2 separate regions of the Homo sapiens genome follow, and region 1 is linked to region 2. A link is a contact called in ENCODE Hi-C data. All regions are on one chromosome and are shown on one strand. Each heading gives the region's core, a stretch centred on a gene start or an enhancer-like site at or near the end of the contact. The rest is flanking DNA. Distances are from core to core; before and after follow the strand shown. Region 1 holds the start of IL9R (interleukin 9 receptor). Region 2 holds the start of VAMP7 (vesicle associated membrane protein 7).

The links. Hi-C counts contacts between places; a loop is a spot of excess contacts on that map. Pooled maps may share reads with other maps.
Region 1: a pooled map shows a loop between it and region 2 (3-fold over the local background). The contact joins the promoter of IL9R here to the promoter of VAMP7 in region 2. A Hi-C loop is called at or near these places in 2 of 50 pooled maps.

What each region holds. Positions count from the first base shown.
Region 1 is chrX:155,993,495-155,999,314 of GRCh38, reverse strand. It overlaps IL9R (interleukin 9 receptor), which reads right to left and starts at 1,619. Exons shown (of 9, transcript NM_002186.3): 1 at 1,528-1,619. The coding sequence starts at 1,555.
Region 2 is chrX:155,878,993-155,884,877 of GRCh38, reverse strand. VAMP7 (vesicle associated membrane protein 7) reads right to left here and starts at 3,533. Exons shown (of 8, transcript NM_005638.6): 1 at 3,430-3,533.

The DNA of each region.
Region 1 (5,820 bases), core at 370-2,869, 120 kb before region 2:
TCAGGAAGAAGTCAGGGCTGGACTTGGCACTGCAGAGGTGTTGGGTGGACAAGGGCACATACCCAGGGCAGAGGGGAGTAGGCAAGGGTGGGTGGGAGAAGTACAGAGAGGCGTGGAGGAGACCCCTGCTGCTCTGCTTCCCACTGTCCCCTCTGCCATCTTCCCTCCCCATCACAGGCCTGGTCCTTCATGAGGCCTTTCCCCAGTCCCCTAGTAGGCCTCCTTAGCTGGACGGAACCCCTGAGCCTGAGCACAGGCAACTCTCCTTCTGCACAGCCCTGAACTGACAGGGCCCAAGGGTTGAGCAGTGGCCATGGGCCAGGGCTGGAGTGAGGATATTGGCACAGTCCCCTGGGAGTCTGGAGGTGAGACGGGAAAATGATGTCCGTGCTCTTCCTGCTGTCTTGGTGAAGAGGTACCCACGTCGCCTGCTCTGCCCAAAACACCCCTCCCACAGCCTTGCTGCCCCACTGCAGTTGAAGGTCATCACTGTGCGTTGTCCCTACATGAGGCTCCTGGAGGCAAGACCCTGTTTGATCATGTTGCATCCCCTGCACCCAACTCAACCGTTTGATAAATGTTTTCCAACCCCCGCCCCACCTGCAGAGGCTGCCCTTGCTTCTGGACGGTGTTCATGTTGTGGGTACCCAGGAGCGGGGCTCTGGGATGCTACTTGAAGACACGCTGAGAGGATACCCACTCTTGATACTGTCTCAAACTCTGTCTCAAAAAAAAATTAATAATAATTAAAACGCCTGCCCTGCCTGTCAGCTGTAGCGTGACAGCTCTGGGAAGAGGGTGAGCCCAGAACAGCATAAATCACAGGAAGAGAAAATGGGGGCAGGGAGGGGAGAGGAGGATCCAAGCAGGGCCCACATCCTCCAGCTCATCACAAGAACAGGCTATCCAGACCCCAGGAAACTGAGAGGGTGATGTTCTTTCCAAAACAAACCCTCTCCTCCCCTTCCTCTGCTTGGCTGGGTTGACCCTCCCTCTGGAATCCCACCCTCACCTGCTGCCCCACACACAGCTCCAGTGGGGCATACCCATCCTCCTGGCTCCTCTTCTGCCCTAAAACACCCAAATGCCTCGGGGTTGGTAGAAGCTTTCCCAGCCCTGGGCCTAGACCTCAGCTCCACCCCATGGCCATCACAACTGAGGCCCAAGTATGCCCATTCTCACCCCACAAAGGCACCCCCACAAAGGTCAGTTCAATCACTGAGGAAGCAGAGTTCCTTCCATAATTAGAAATTCTGCCTGACAAACTCAGTGCCACACTGGCCACAGCAGAACCCATGACCCCTACAGGACTGGAAATTAGTTTGTAATCCTTGAGGTCAGGGCTGCAAATTTTGCCATCTCTAAGAGATACACAAGGCCAGGACACCAGAGGAGGTAAAGCTAGGGTGGCGCTCTCAAATGCCACAGTGGCTCCCTGGGCCCCGAGTTGGAGGGCCACATGTCCCTCTCTGCCTTCTGAATTTCATGCTGACTTGAGAGGTTGGGAAGCCCAAAGCACAGACTCACCTTCCCAGATGCATCTGCCCAGTCCCATCACAAGTCTGAGGCATCCCCAACCTGGAGGTGATTTGTCACCCAACTATCTCTGGGTGCACAGCAAAGACCCTCAGCCTGATTCAGGAGATAACTGCAGCAGTTGGTGACGTGAGCTTTGCACGACAGGTTCACACAGGCCGCCCACATCTGAAACCACAAGCGCATTACAGAGCTGCTCTCCCGAGCAGAGCTGAGAAGTGTCTGTCACCACTAATCTTCTAAGTCAGGGAACTGTGAGACATGACAACCTTACAGTCCCCATGACATTGAGAACTGCCAGACATGGACTTCAGTGATTTGTCTACTGACTGGCAAGTGAGTGTCCACTGTGTTCTTCCCAAGAAACACCACTGAGATTCATTAAACTGACCCCAGGAGGCAAGAACCTGTGCAGGTGCAGAGCAGTGCCCTTGTCCCCTTCTACACTTTGCCAAAACCAGAGGTGCAGGTTCTCCTTCCACCAGCTAAAGCAACCTGTGAGCATCAGGGGTGGGGAGAGTATTAAATATAAAATTAATGCAGACTCAGTTGAAGAAAAACAATACAGAAGAAAAATTCTTTAACAGGGTCCCCTTTCACCTCCCCCAAGAAGTAGCCACTGTGAGTAGTTAGGCACAAGTCCATGCAGACACTTTTGCTTTTTGGGGATTTTGTTTGTTTGTTTGTTTTCTTTTCTTTTTTGAGATGGAGTCTTGCTCTGTCGCCAGGCTGGAGTGCAGTGGCGTGATCTCGGCTCACTGCAGCCTCCACCTCCTGGTTTCAAGCGATTCCCCTGCCTCAGCCTCCTGAGTAGCTGGGACTACAGGCGTGTGCCATCACACCCGGCTAATTTTTGTATTTTAGTAGAGATGGGGTTTCACCATGTTGGCCAGGATGGTCTCGATCTCCTGACCTTGTGATCCTCCTGCCTAGGCCTCCCAAAGTGCTGGGATTACAGGCGAGAGCCACCTCGCACCCGGTCTTTTTTTTTTTTTTTTTTGACCGAGTCTTACTCTGTCACCCAGGCTGGAGTGCAGTGGTGCGATCTAGGCTCACTGCAACCTCGGCCTCCCGGGTTCAGATGATTCTCCTGCCTCAGCTCCTGAGTAGCTGGGATTACAGCCACCTGCCACCAAGCCCAGCTAATTTCTTTGTATTTTTAGTAGAGATGGGGTTTCACCGTGTTGACTGGGCTGGTCTTGAACTCCTAACCTCAAGTGATCCGCCCACCTAAGCCTCCCTAAGTGCTGGGATTACAGGTGTGAGCCACCACGCCCAGCCAGACACTTCTTAAGCTGAAACAAATACCTATTTCTTAAAGACTCCTGCTGTGCTGCCACTTTGCAGCCTTCTTGTTCCCCTATGGTGTTGCACCATCTTTCTAGGTCAGCATATAAAACCTACCTCATACCTTTAATGGTAGTATGCACCATGGTTTAATAATCCCTGCAATGTCTAGGCCCAGTGCCTCACACCTGTAATCCAAGAACTTTGGGAAGCAGAGACCGGAGGATCTCTTGAGGATCACAGGAGGTCAAGATTAGTCTGGGCAACAGAGTGACACCCTGCCTCTAAAAGAAAAACAATAATAATCATAATTTCTGCAATGAACATTTGGATTGTTGCCTGTATATGCTATTTTATTTATTTTTATTTTCATTTCTTTAGACACAGAGTCTTGCTCTGTCGCCCAGGCTGGGCTGGAGTGCAGTGACATGATCATAGCTCGCTGCAGCCTCAGACTCCTGGGTTCAAGCATATATGCTATTTTAAGTGAATTTCGTGAATAATTCTGGGCATGGATCTTCAAACAACAGAGTGAGTCCTACTGTAGGATAAATTGCTAGGGGTAGAATTGTGGGGTCTTAGGGTTAGCATTTTAAAATATTGATAGATGCTGAGATATGGCCCTACATAAAAAGTGTTGCACAGACTTTTGCTCTCACCAACAATGTAAGAATGCCTGTAACCTTCACCAACAGTAAACATTATCAGTCTTTTTCATCTTTGCCAATCTGATAGGCTAAGATATTTCAATGTGGTTCTAATTTGTACTTCCTTGAGTATTAGTCAAGATAAGCATCTTTTCATGTATTTATTACTTGTGTGTTCTTTGGGGTTGAATTTTAATCAGCTTGGCTCCAGTCTTACCTGCTACAAGCATATACTGTTCTACTCACTGGAGCCATCCCTGCACTAGTGTCCTTACCAAGACAGCTTCTTTCTGTCAGTGTGCCTTCTATCTTGCTGAAGCCAGAATTTACTAACTCAAGACCAGCAGACCACACTACCCATATCATAACCTCAGAAGCAGAGACCACAAGGGCTGGATAGGGAGAAAGGAAATTCTCAAAAGAAAAACCAGAGAAGAGAGCCCCAAATTCTACATCTAAATTCTACCCAAATCTCTGGATGACCCTTGAACTATACATCTGCCAGCTAACTCCAAGGAGCCCAGCTAAGGTTAAATAACCTGAACAGAAGTTTCAGCTGTTCACCTCAGGACACAGAGTTTTCTGCCTGCTAAAATAACAAACAAACAAAAACAAAATTAAAAAAAATTTTTAAACACCCTCCAGAGAAATATAACAGAACACACAGTCTCAACAATGTATACCATTCACAATTTCTAAGATAAAAACAAATTTATCAAACACATGAAGAAAGAGTACTATGTCACCCATGCTTAAGAGAAAAGATAATCAATGAAGATTGACTTCCAGGAATAAGTTGTTGGAAATAGCAAAGGTTTTAAAGCAGATACTCTTACTATGCTCAAATATATAAAGGAAAATATGCTCCCAATGAATACATAGGAAATCTCAGAGGAGAAATAGAAACTATACAAAAGAACCAAGGCCAGGTGTGGTTCTATACAAAAGAATCAAGGCCGAGGCAGATGGATCCCTTGAGGTCAGGAGTTTGAGACCAGCCTGACCAACATGGTGAAACCCTGTCTCTACTAAAAATACACAGATTAGCTGGGCATGGTGGTGCACATTTGTAATCCCAGCTACCTGGGAGGCTGAGGCAGGAGAATCACTTGAACCCGGGAGGCAGAGGTTGCAGCGAGCCAAGATCATGCCACTGCACTCCAACCTGCTGACACAGAAAGACTCTGTCTCAAAAAAAAAAAAAAAAAAAAGAAAGAAAGAAAGAAAAAAGAAAGAAAAGAAAATATATAAGCAAAAAGTGCATCTTAAATAAAAGGAATAGGCCAGGCATGATGGCTCATGCCTGTAATAACACCACTTTGGGAGGCTGAGGTGGGTGGATTGTTTGAGCCCAGGAGTTCAAGACCACCCTGGGCAACATGGTGAAATCCCGTTTCTACAAAAAAAAAAATACAAAAATTAGCTGGGCATCGTGGTATGCACCTGTAGTCCCAGTAGGAGGCTGAGGTAGGAGGATTACCTGAGCCCGGGGAGATTGAGGCCGCAGTAAGCCATGATCAGGCTACTGCACTCCAACCTGGGCAACAGAGTGAGACCCTGTCTCAAATATGGAATAAATTATAACAATGCATACAAGAAGAAGGAACATTAACCTCTCTGAGCCTCAGTTTCCTTATCTGCAAGATGGATACAGAGAGGACTTGTTATATGTTAAACTACATAAATTGTCACAGCCCTATGAGGTAGAACAGAGGTCAGCAAATGACACGGGCCAAATCCAGCCTAATTTTTAAAACCTGTGAGCTAAGAATGGTTTATACATTTGTATGGATCCAGCATGCTTACACTGGTTTATACTTTTTTTTTTTTTGAGACAGGCTGGAATGCAGTGATGCAATCATAGCTCACTGCAGCCTCAAACACCTGGGCTCAAGCGATCCTCCTGCCTCAGCCTCCTGAATAGCTGGGACTACAGGTGTCCACCACCACACCTGGCTAATTTTTTGCTTTTATTTTAGAGAATGGGTCTTACTGTGTTGCCCAGGCTGGTCTTGAACTCCTAGCCTCAAGTGATCCTCCTGCCTTGGCCTCCCAAAGTGCTGGAATTACAGGCATGAGCCACCATGCTTGGCCATCTTAACCATTTTTAAGTGTACAGTTCAGTGATATTAACATATTAAGTACTATTATATTGTTGTGCAACCATCACCACCACCCATCTCCACAATCCTTTTCATCTTGCAAAACTGGAACTTTGTACCCTTAACCAACAACTCTCCATTCCCTCCTCCCCTCAACTTGACAACCACCTGTTAACCACCATTCTACTTTCTGTCTATGCTAGGTACCTCATATAAGTGGACTTATATAGTATTAATTTTTTTTCCAA
Region 2 (5,885 bases), core at 2,284-4,783:
AAAATGCTCCTCCTCAGCAGAAGCATCTTCAAGTAGAGGCTGAAGACAGTTTCAGGTAACTGAGTAAGGGGAAAGGCCAAGTCCATGTGTTTTGAGAAATCTTTTAATTCTGCATTTGTATTTTGATAACACTGAAAAATGTATAAGAATATTCTGGATCATCTACATGTGTATCTTATAAACGAGCAATGGCACACAATTCAGTGCTGCACTTGCATTCCTGTCTATAAAGAAATAGGTGTCAATAAATCACCTAAAATAACAATGCTTAATGTTTACATCTTAGAAGTATCTGGCTGATCTTAGGTTGGCACATCCTAAATTCACGACAGTCATGACTCAAGCACTCTTGTACTGCTGTTGTTTTTAATCAGTTATAAAGACAAAATTTGTCTTTTGCAGTAATGATTTACAATTGAAAGATACCTGCATGGAATAAGACTTTAATTTTGGCTGGGCGCAGTGGTTCATGCCTGTAATCCCAGCACTTTGGGAGGCTGAGGCGGGCGGATCACCCAAGGTCAGGAGTTCGAGACCAGCCTGACCAACATGGAGAAACCCCGTTTCTACTAAAAATACAAAATTAGCCAGGCGTGGTGGCGCACGCCTGTAATTCCAGCTACTTGGGAGGCTGAGGCAGGAGAATCGCTTGAACCCGGGAAGTGGAGGCTGAGGTGAGCCAAGATCATGCCATTGCACTCCAGCCTGGGTAACAAGAGCAAAACTCTGTCTCAAAAGAAAAAAAAAAGTTTAATTTTAATACTTGAGGCTTTTATCTGACATCCTGAAAATGACAATGTGGCAGAATAACATTACCACTTAAATTACCTCAGGCTGAGAAAGTAATACTCAAAGATGTGTTTCTTGGCCGGGCATGGTGGCTCATGCCTGTAATCCCAGCACTTTGGGAGGCCGAGGTGGATCACCTGAGGTCAGGAGTTCGAGACCAGCCTGACCAAAAATGGTGAAATCCCGTCTCTACTAAAAATACAAAAAAAAATTAGTCAGGCGTGGTGGTGTGCACCTGTAATCCCAGCTACTCAGGGGGCTGAGGCAGGAGAATTGCTTGAACCTGGGAGGCGGAGGTTGCAGTGAGCCGAGATCGCGCCGCTGCACTCCAGCCCAGGCAACGGAGTGAGACTCCGTCTCAAAAAAAAAAAAAAAAAAAAAGATGTGTTTCTACCAAGTAGAAACCAAATGATACCAAAACATGCTGTGTGAACAGAGGTTATACAACTGTTCAAATAAAGTAGTAGAATTAACTCATTACATAGCACATGGTGATAGTCAATGCAAAATCTTTAAAAAGTATTCTGTATCATTATATTATTGCAGTAGGATCTATTACATTAATTCTTGCAAGAGTTCATTGGCAGAATGTTTCATAGGAAATATAAAAAGGAAATTAATTTTTTTCCACCCCTGTATCATGAGCAGATTATTAAATTAACTGGCCCACCAAATTAATGGAGGGAGGTACACAAGGTGCTTGGGAAGAGATGGGAGATCCTTTTAGGAGGGATGGATGGAAGAAGAGAAGGCACTGAGAGCAAGGTAAAGAAGGTACATAAGCTAGCCTGATAAGATGGAATGGTCCACCTTTGGTGAATGAGAAGGTTGAGGAATACGGCTGATGGCCTTACATAAAGAAGGCCTTGTATAAATCATGTCATTTAAATTTGATCAAATAGGGAGTCTATTTCAGTTCAACACGTATATACTGGTGGGTTACTATATGACAGTCAAAGTAGACACTAGAGGTATAAAGTTAAGGAAGAAGGGACTCCTATACTTGAGGGAGCCATAGAACAATGGGGAAGACAGATATAAATAAATGCAATAAAGTATAATAAGTGAATAATCTAAGAATGTCCGCAATTGCTCAGGAAATGTCTTAATGTTTTGTGATGATCTCACCTCGGATGAAGAACAGGAATGCAGGTGTCAGCCTATGCCTTAGAAATTTCCTCAGTATACTGTTAGGATTATTTCTCCTTGGAAGAGAGGTCAAAGTGTCTATTTTACCCTATTTTCCCAGTGCTCAGCACAGTGCCTACCATCTAATATTCCCTCAAATATCTGTTGAATAAATGAGTGAACATTGAGCATATTTTGGTTTTAAAATATACTATAAATGGTAGATAACTTTATATTCAGAAGGACCTGGTAAGAATAATATTTTCACAACCAAACTATCTTTCTAAGTAAGATAAAGCAGTTGAGCTAATAGTAATCCAATCCCCCACTCTTCTCTCTGGGTCTTAGAAGGAATAAACCAACTACAGATAAACCATGAATTCTGATGCAATAACCTTGGAGGAGATAGAAGAATGAAGAATAAACACTGCTTAGACAGGGGAAAAGAAGAGGTGTTTACGAAAAGTCATGTTACAGATCAAGATTATTCCTGTTGGTATTACAACTATTCTTTCTGGACGATGCCCTGACCTCTGACTTTCTTAGGATAGGATCCCATCCTTTCAAGTCAACCACCTGTTTTATTTTGCATTAACCAATATATAACATAATCCTGATTATTCCTGTTTTCCCCTCTAGACACAAACATGTAAGTTCCTGAGAGTAGCAACCTCCTAAGTCTTGTTTACAGCTGTATCCCCTGCACTTAAAAGAGTGTCAAGCATATACCAGCCGTTCAATAAATATTTGTTAAATGTATGAATGGATCTGCTCTCAGCCACAGGTATTCAAAGGGAATTAATATCCTAAACATGACTGTATCCTCTGGGATCAAGGGAGGGATAATGGAGATACAGGTAGTTGAAAGCAATTAATGAGGCCAAATGAAGACAGTTGGTTGGTTGTGAGAGTTATGGGAGACGGAGATGTAAAGCATTTACCAAAGTACGCAGTCAGAATTTGATAAACATTGGCCATTAATAAAAACACCAAACAGGTCTGAAGCTGAGGAAACGGGTCTAGGCAGAAATACAGTCCCTGAACAGAGGAAGAAGGGGACTGTCAATACTGAGCAGTGGAGGAAGGGCGAATAAGGGGCTAGGAACCCACGAAGGAGCATAAACAGCCAGAAGTAGAAGGTGAAGCAGAAAGTGACGTCATCGAACAAGGACGTAGAGAGTTTTTAGAAGACTCTGGCGATCTCAAGAGATTTAAATGCTACAGAAAGGTCTTGTAGAATACAAACTGAGAGAAAGTTAACATTTTTTCCCTCCTGTAATGACAGCTTAAGTGACGCATTCTGACACTCTTTAACTCGAGGCCTTTCCAGTGGCATAAGACGCACCTCGCCAAAACTGGTCCTGCCCGACAACTGGAACTGTCGACACCAGAGAAGCCCAAGTCACCCCTGCACTGCCTCCTCGCTCCACCCCAGCACCTTTCCATCGACACCTCCGCCCTCCCTCCGCAGTTCTCTCCCCGCCTCCCGCAGGCGCACCCCACTCCATTTACCTGTCCGGGCACCCTCTGAGGGCGCGCGGGCTCGGGACGGAGGGACGCGGGTCAGTGCAGGGTCGCCAACTGCCCGCTCCCAGAGGAGGCTGGGACCGGACGCCGCTGACTTCCGCATGAAGCGCCCCGTCTACGCGTGGCCTCTTGGGAGTGGGAGCGCTCCTCCAATGGCAGCAGGCGACACGGCTAGGCCTGCTGCGTTCCCAGCCCCCCGCACTTCCCAGGAGCCGTACTGCATTCTGGGAGTAGTAGTTCCGGTTGGAGTATCACTGAGTGTTTCACGTTCGTTCGACAGCTCTTGTGGTAAACAGCGTCAAATGCCGTATAGGGATCCAGGAAAATGAGAGGATGCAGGCTAGATAAAGAATCTACCAGCAATGAGTAGGCGGCATAAATGAAGAGCCAAGCTTGCCCCGTCTCTCCTGCTTAGTCTCAGTAGGCAGCGTCGCCCGTTTCCTCACAGACAAAATAGAATTCATCTGACAGGAACTGCCTCTACTTTCGCCATGAAATTTTCTAATTTTCTTGTACCCCTCACCAATCCTTTCTCCTATTCTTTTTGCAATAATAATAATAATAAACGACTACTCTCCTTTGATCTAAGCCAGCCCTCTTCCATCTCTATTCCCTGTTGCCGACTCAGAGTCAAGCTCCTCTGATGAACCCTTCCGTTGCATGACTCCTCAACGGCTCTCTGCTAACTCGCTCTTTACTATCAGGACTTAAAGGCTGTCAAAATTTCTCTCATCTAAAACATTCCAAAGTCACCTTTCTTAACCCCATACCCCAAGCCCCCTCATCAAACACAGACCAAACACAGATAAGCTAGTGGTCTTTCTCTCACCTCTCCTTTACAGACAGAATTCTCAACAGTGTTGCTAAAACAAATAGATACTTTTAAGCCATTACCGTATTTCAACTCTGCAGGACTTTAGTTTCATTATTCCTTTTTTTTTTTTTTTTTTTTTTGAGATGGAATCTCACTCTGTTGCCCAGGCTGGAGTGCAGTGCCGCGATCTCGGCTCACTGCCAGCTCCGTCTCCCGGGTTCAAGCGATTCTCCTGCCTCAGTCTCCCAAGCAGTTGGGACTACAGGCGTGCGCCACCACAGGCAGCTAATTTTTTATATTTTTAGTAGAGACGGGGTTTCACCATATTGGCCAGGCTGGTCTCGAACTCCTGACCTCATAATCGACCCGCCTCAGTCTTCCAAAGTATTGGGATTACAGGCATGAGCCACCACACACGGCCCTTATTCCCTCCTTTTTGAACCCCTTTATTCTGTTAGCTCTTTCCAAGAACTACACCCTGCTGGTTCTCCTCCCACCTCTGTGGCAGCTCTTCATTTTCTTTAGAAATGTTCACATTCCATAGGGTTCTGCCCTATGCCATCTTCTCTTCTTACTCTTCACACTCTTCCTGGTGATCTTAATCATTCCCCTTGCTTTATCTCCCCTTTGCAAAGGTTCGCATTTGGTATTAATATCAACTTAATTATATTGTATTCAATATCTATTCTTTAAGAGGCAGCATAGTATCCTAGAAAAAGAATGAGTTTTAGAGTCAGAGAGATCTGAGTTACTAAGCTGTGTGAACTCTAAATATCGCCTCTCTTTAGAGCTTTCAGGACTCTAGCAAAGCCCCCTCTTACTCCATATTCTCTCCTAAAGTAATCTTATTTATACCCTAAAATTTGTAGTGTAATTATCTGGCCATGTAAGATGTGCCTGCTTCCCGTTTGCCTTCCACCATGATTGTAAGTTTCCTGAGGCCTCCCTGTCAGAGGTATGTGAACCAGAACAACTTTGTCTTGAATAGGAGCTGGGTAAAATAAGGCTGAGACCTACTGGGCTGCATTCCCAGACAGTTAAGGCATTCTAAGTCGCAGGATGAGATAGGAGGTCAGCACAAGATACAGGTCATAAAGATCTTGCTGATAAAACAGACTGCAGTAAAGAAGCCAGCCAAAACCCACCAAAACCAAGATGATGACGAGAGTGAATGTACACAGGCTAATTTCCTTAATATGGTTATTTTCAGCATCTAGGGTTACCATAGTGAATGGTGGGGCACTGATAAACATGGCTATCTAGACATTTAGAAATAGCTCCTGTATAAGTGTTCATCCTAGGGCTGGCAAATGCAGACCCTAGAAGGGCAGGCCAGGAAAGCCCTATATTCCAGTGGGACAGCAGAAATATTTGCCTCCTGGCAATTGGATCAAGATTGGATCCTGGCAATTGGATCAGGGTTTGCCTCCTGGCAATTGGATCAGGAATCTGATCCAGTTCTCCCTTGATGGGACTGAAGTAAGTTACTAAATCTTGGAGCCTTAGTTTTCTCCCCTGTAAAATGGAGATAATTCTATCCACCAAGCCCTAGCACGATCAGATGAGATAACAGAGATGAAAGCAGTCTGTTGACTTTTAAAGGGCTGCCAGATGTTCTAAATTATTA